Linked DNA regions of Homo sapiens: region 1 is linked to region 2. The links are chromatin contacts, found by Hi-C in ENCODE. All regions are on one chromosome and are shown on one strand. Each heading gives the region's core, a stretch centred on a gene start or an enhancer-like site at or near the end of the contact. The rest is flanking DNA. Distances are from core to core; before and after follow the strand shown. Region 1 overlaps BANP (BTG3 associated nuclear protein). Region 2 holds the start of FBXO31 (F-box protein 31).

Region 1 (2,700 bases), core at 89-2,588, 660 kb after region 2:
CCAAAGGAACGCTTCAGTTGCAGCTGGGCTGTGCTAAGGGGCCTCAGCAGGAGCAGCCCTTGGGGGCCAGAGCCCAGGCTCTTCCAGCAACAGGAAGGACCTTTCTTCCCTGTGCAGCACCTGTCGAACATAACATGCTGGACTCCCTCGTTCATTCCCGGCAGAGAAGCGCTCCCCTCACTCCCCACAGAGCCCTGCTATGCCGGGCATTCAGACCAGCCAGAGGTGGGGGAGCCTGTGAGTAAAGTGGAGAATTGGAGGTGTGGTGCCACCCTGACCACAGCACCTTTCTTCTCCCTGAGGCCACCTCCTCAAATACTCTTCTTGGCCACAGATGAGGGCCCGGCTGTGGTTGGCAGATCTTTTGGGAGAGAACTGGATGGGTGGGGGGTGGGAGAGTTGCCATGTGTCCCAGTCTCAGGGCGGCCGCTCCCTCAGTGTCTGTCGTCTTGGGATTGGCAGTGTCGCTTCCTCGTACTTCAGTGCCCTCTTCACTGCAGTGGGGTGGCAGCAGCACCTGCTCAGGAAGTTGGTGGGCTTCGCTGGGCGCACACGGCCCACCTGGCACTCACCAGCCTCCGGGCTGCCCTTGGCAGGTGCCGTCCACACTCCAGCACTCAGGGAGGGGCGGTGCACATCCTCAAAAACTGACCACACTGGCACTGGTGCCCAGGTGGTGAGTAGGCGGGCTGTGGTCTGCAGACAGAAGCTTTACCCTGTGCACATACGAGGAGTAACTCATTTGAGTGACGTCACTGGACTGCGGCCCTTAGAGCCTCCTGACGCGGAGGTGGGCCTTTCACTTCTGCCTTTTGCATGTGTGAATGTGTGTGTGTGTGTGATTTTAGAGATACTGTTTTAAAACTGCGTACTCAAAGCATTAGTTAATTAACTAGGAAGTATCGTCTTGTGAAAATGATGACCAGGACGGAACCTTTTAAAGCAGGTCATCTGAACCTCATCGCTGTAAAGCAATCTGACTACAAAGTTCATTCTTTCACGTGAATTAAACGGTTTGGTAAAGAAATACTCAGCATAACGTGGACGTGCTCTAGTGATCTTAGGGAGCTGTGAGCTCGTGCAGTCTTGGGTGGGAGTTGGCATTGTTTATGTTCTTTTTTTAATTTTTTAAAAATGTTTTTAATTTTTATTTTTTTTGACACGGAGTCTTGCTCTGTTGCCCAGGCTGGAGTGCAGTGATGCCATCTTGGCTCACTGCAACCTCCGTCTCCCAGGTTCAGGCGATTCTCCTGCCTCAGCCTCCTGAGTCGCTGGGATTATATAGGCACCCGCCACCGCACCCGGCTAATTTTTGTATTTTTAGTAGACACGGGGTTTCACCGTGTTGTGTTTGTGTTCTTTAAAATCCATATCATGTTGGCCGGGCACGGTGCTTCACGCCTGTAATCCCAGCACTTTAGGAGGCCGAGGCGGGCAGATCACGAAGTCAGGAGATCGAGACCGTCCTGGCTAACACGGTGAAACCCCGTCTCTACTAAAAATACAAAAAATTAGCCGGACGTGGGGGTGGGCGCCTGTACTCCCAGCTACTCGGGAGGCTGAGGCAAGAGAATGGTGTGGACCCGGGAGGTGGAGCTTGCAGTGAGCCAAGATTGCGCCATTGCATTCCAGCCTGGGCGACATAGCGAGACTCCGTCTCAAAAAAGAAAAAAAAAAATCCTTATCATGTGAACGTGTTTTGGTGATCTTAGGGAGCCATGAACTCGTGCGGTCCTGGGTGGGAGGTGGCATTGTTTGTGTTGTTTAAAATCCCAAGCCAGAGCTCCCGGGGCTGCCAGGAGTTTGGGCTTGATGCGGGTCACGTAACGCAGGACACCAGGGTGGGGAAGGGCCCAAAGTAAGATACCACCAGGGTGGGGAAGGGCCAAGAATGCTTGCCCCAGTTCCTTGGCGAAAACTGCCAGTTTCTCCCCACATCTCCGTTAGGTAGTGAGAGTGTCAGTCAAGGCAGTATTTTCATGCACGTCAGTGAATGGGCCTTGCTCCTTCCCCCAAACCAGGAAGCTGAGTTTGGCCCCCTGCTTGGGTGTGCATCAGTCAGGCTTGGTAGAATGGAACAGGGTGCATGTTTGTTCTTTCAGCCCTCATTGGAGCTCAAAGATCAGTGCCCATGGGTGTGAGCTGGGATGGCTGTAGGTGGCATCCTTATTCAAATCCAGACTCCTCCTGAACATGTCCAGAAGGGCAGTAATTCAGGGCGCCGGGCCTCACTGGAGTCTGATGTTCTTAGTGGGAACAGCCCTAGTGTACTCCTAATAGTCACCCAGAACAGCTGTTCTCCCCACAGAGCACAGAGCACTCCTGCAGACCACGTTCAGGTCCTCAGAGGATTTAAAATACCAGTGAGCTAGGAATGTGGTACATAGTGAACTCCTTCCTATGTTTGGTGTACTTGGCAGTAATGCACCCAAATGTTGGGTTTGACTGTGCTTTCTTTTTACACTGCTATGACTATGTCCTGTCACTTAAACATTTTGAAGATTCTATCTGAATTTAACCCTGATTAGCAGGGTCCGCAAGGGCTTGGCCGAAGCAAACACTGGGACTTAGGGGGCTGTCCCCTGGGGAGGGCAGGAAAGCTGATGGGTGATGGGACGTGCAGGGCCGGCTCAAAGAGCACCAAGGCCTGCTGGGCCCTCTGACTTGTGTGGCTTCCGCAGCTGGCCGTGACTTTGTCAT
Region 2 (2,737 bases), core at 8-2,507:
ATCCAATATTGCTGAAGGCAAAAGTCCAGCCCGCACCGCTGTGATCCATCCGTCTCTCTACGCCCCCACCATCAGGAGCCCCCGACACTGGGCTTCCCCTACTCCCGTAATTTTTTTTGTTGCTGTTGTTTGAGACCAAGTCGCACTCTGTCGCCTAGGGTGGAGTGCAATGGCCCAGATGTTGGCTCAGTGCAACCTCCGCCTCCCGGGTTCAAGCCATTCTTCTGCCTCACCCTCCCGAGTAGCTGGGATTACAGGCGCCCGCTACCACGCCCGGCTAATTTTTGTATTTTTGTAAGTAGAGACGGGGTTTTACCATCTTCACCAGGCTGGTCTCGAACTCCTGACCTCAGGTGACCCGCCCGCCTCGGCCTCCCTAAGTGCTGAGATTACAGGCGTGAAACCGCGCCCGGCCTGCTCCCATTTCTTCAAGTTCACCTCGTCTCTGGTCAGGGCCAGCGGGGCACCCTCGGCTCGCCTTCAAGACAGGGGCAGAGGAGGCGGCCCCCAGGCGTCAGCTTAGGCCCCGCGCAGACCTCGAGGGATCCCAGCCCCAGCTCCCGGCACGGCCTCGGCCCCGTGGTGTCCCGTGCCCCGCGTCAGGGCCTCTTCGATGCCTCCCTGACGCCCTCAACCCCTCCCTACCCCGTCTGCCTCTCTTGGACCCCTCGGACCCTCCCTAACCGCCTCAAATACCTCCCTGGCCCCCTCAACGTGGTGTCACCGCGGCCGCTCCCCACCCACACCCAAAACACCACATCGCCGGGCCCCGCGCCCAACTGGTGGCCCCCGGCCGGGGCCACCGCCCCCGCCACTCCCAGCTCCGAGGCCTCCACCTGGCAGGGACCCCCCGCCCCTCCCGGCCCCGCCACCCCCGCGCGCTCACCCTCACGGCAACGCCTCCTCCAGATGGTGTCGGTGTGGAGGATGCGCCGGAACTTCGTGCAGACCTGGGCCAAGCTGGGTAGGTCCGTGCCCGGCAGCGACGCGAAGATCTCCACCAGCAGCTCGGGCGGCAGCTCCAGCAGCGAGCAGCGCGGGGGCGGCGGCGAGGGGCCCGCGCACAAGCCGCCCCCGACCCCGGCGCTAGCCTCGATGCGCTCCTCCTCGGGGTCTGTGTCCGGCTCGCTGTCGGCCGCCGCCGTCTCGGCCGGGCCCCGGCGCTGCTGGCGGCGCCGACATCCGCGCGACGGGCCCACGCCGCAAAGGCGAGCACACACCGCCATGCCGCCCAGTGACGGCCACTGCTGCCGCCTGTGCGCACGCTCCAGCGCGGCCCCGCCCCGCCAGCGCCGAGCCACGCCCCCGCCGCAGAGCTCGCCACGCCCCCTGGAGAGCCTAGCCCCGCCCCTACGTAGAGCTCCGCCCCGGCCGCGCCACCCCCTCCCCGCGGGGCGGCGACCTCAGAGACCCCGCACTGCTGCCCTCCCCTCCAGCGTGAGGGCGCCGCCCGTGACGGGCATGAGAAAAGAAAGTGGTGATGCCGAGTGCAAAACGTTAGACTGCCCCGTGTGAGGCTCGAACTCACGACCTTCAGATTATGAGACTGACGCGCTGCCTACTGCGCTAACGAGGCTGCTCGGCGACCACTTCGCGCCGCGGCTTTTGTGGAGATAGGGGTCGCCCCTCGCGCCCGTGCGTCCCGCTTCCGGCGCCCGAAACTGTGCCGCGCCGGCCGGTGAGTAGAAAGATGCGCCTTACAGCCTCCAAATACAGAGGCAGCAGCCAGAACCCCAAAGGGCGCCTAGAAGCCCTTTTGTCCATTGAAACAACGCGCGTTCCATCGTCTCCGCCTTATGGTAACCAAAAGGCCCGAGCTGCGGAGCTCTGCAGGGACCTTCGGGGATCCCGAGCTCCCTGCGGAAGCCCCGGGGAGGGCTTGGAGGGGCGGCGGCCGGCGCGGCCCAAGAGATCCGGGGATGCGCGCCCGGTCTGGAAAGGGAGGCCCTGCCATGCGGCGCCGCCCAAAGGGCGCCTGTTCCTGCAGCTGCTGGGAGCCGCGCACGCCTGCTCCAGCTGGGCTCCGCCGAGGCCGCTGAGCGGGGTCGTCTCCCAGGTCCGCGGGTGGTGACCGCGAAGGCGTCCTCTCACCTGAGCAGCCGCGCACGTCGCCGTGGGCTCGCCTCGGACCCCATCTCTTGGAGGCCCAGGCGGGAGTATCAATCGAGGCCAGGAGCTCGAGACCGGCCTGGGCAATACAGCGAGACCCTGTCTACAAAACAAAATTTTAGAAAGAGAAGCTGAGACGGGAGGATCGCTTGATCCCAGGAGGCCGAGGCTGTAGTGACCCGTGATGGTGCCACTGCACTTCAGCCTGGGCAACACAGCGTGACCCTGTCTCCAAAACAAACAAAAAACAAAAATAGCCACAAATGGCTGGGCGCGGTGGCTCACGTCTGTAATCCCAGCACTTTGGGAGGCGGAGAAGGGTGCATCACCTGAGGTCAGGAGTTTGAGACCCGCCTGACCAACATGGTGAAACCCTGTCTCTTCAAACAAACAAACAAACAAACCACACAGGCCAGGCGCAGTGGCTCACGCCTGTAATTCTAGCACTTTGGGAGGCCGAGGCGGGTAGATCGGTTAAGCCCAGGAGTCGGAGACCAGCCTACCCACATAGTGAGACGCCCCCATCTCTACAAATAATTTAAAAAATTAGGCCGGGCGCGGTGGCTCACGCCTGTAATCCCAGCACTTTGGGAGGCCGAGGCGGGCAGATCATGAGGTCAGGAGATTG

Evidence for each region. A loop is a pair of places that touch in the nucleus more often than their neighbours do. Pooled maps may share reads with other maps.
Region 1: a pooled map shows a loop between it and region 2 (7-fold over the local background). The contact joins the enhancer-like site here to the promoter of FBXO31 in region 2. A Hi-C loop is called at or near these places in 3 of 37 single-sample maps with no recorded cell type and 5 of 50 pooled maps.

What each region holds. Positions count from the first base shown.
Region 1 is chr16:88,045,406-88,048,105 of GRCh38, forward strand. All of the region lies in intron 11 of BANP (BTG3 associated nuclear protein), which reads left to right. Among named protein-coding and RNA genes, the nearest start is that of BANP, 95 kb to the left of the region's middle. Within about 2 kb of position 1,339, at least 3 of the 41 ENCODE cell types and tissues checked have a DNase peak (open chromatin) inside an H3K27ac peak, as active enhancers do.
Region 2 is chr16:87,382,519-87,385,255 of GRCh38, forward strand. It overlaps FBXO31 (F-box protein 31), which reads right to left and starts at 1,258. Exons shown (of 9, transcript NM_024735.5): 1 at 887-1,258. The coding sequence starts at 1,226. TRM-CAT6-1 (tRNA-Met (anticodon CAT) 6-1) reads right to left here and starts at 1,576; the gene lies at 1,504-1,576. LOC124903747 (a long non-coding RNA gene) reads left to right here and starts at 1,415. Exons shown (of 2, transcript XR_007065168.1): 1 at 1,415-1,678. RefSeq lists silencers at 614-853, 994-1,653 and enhancers at 1,061-1,714, 1,715-2,366.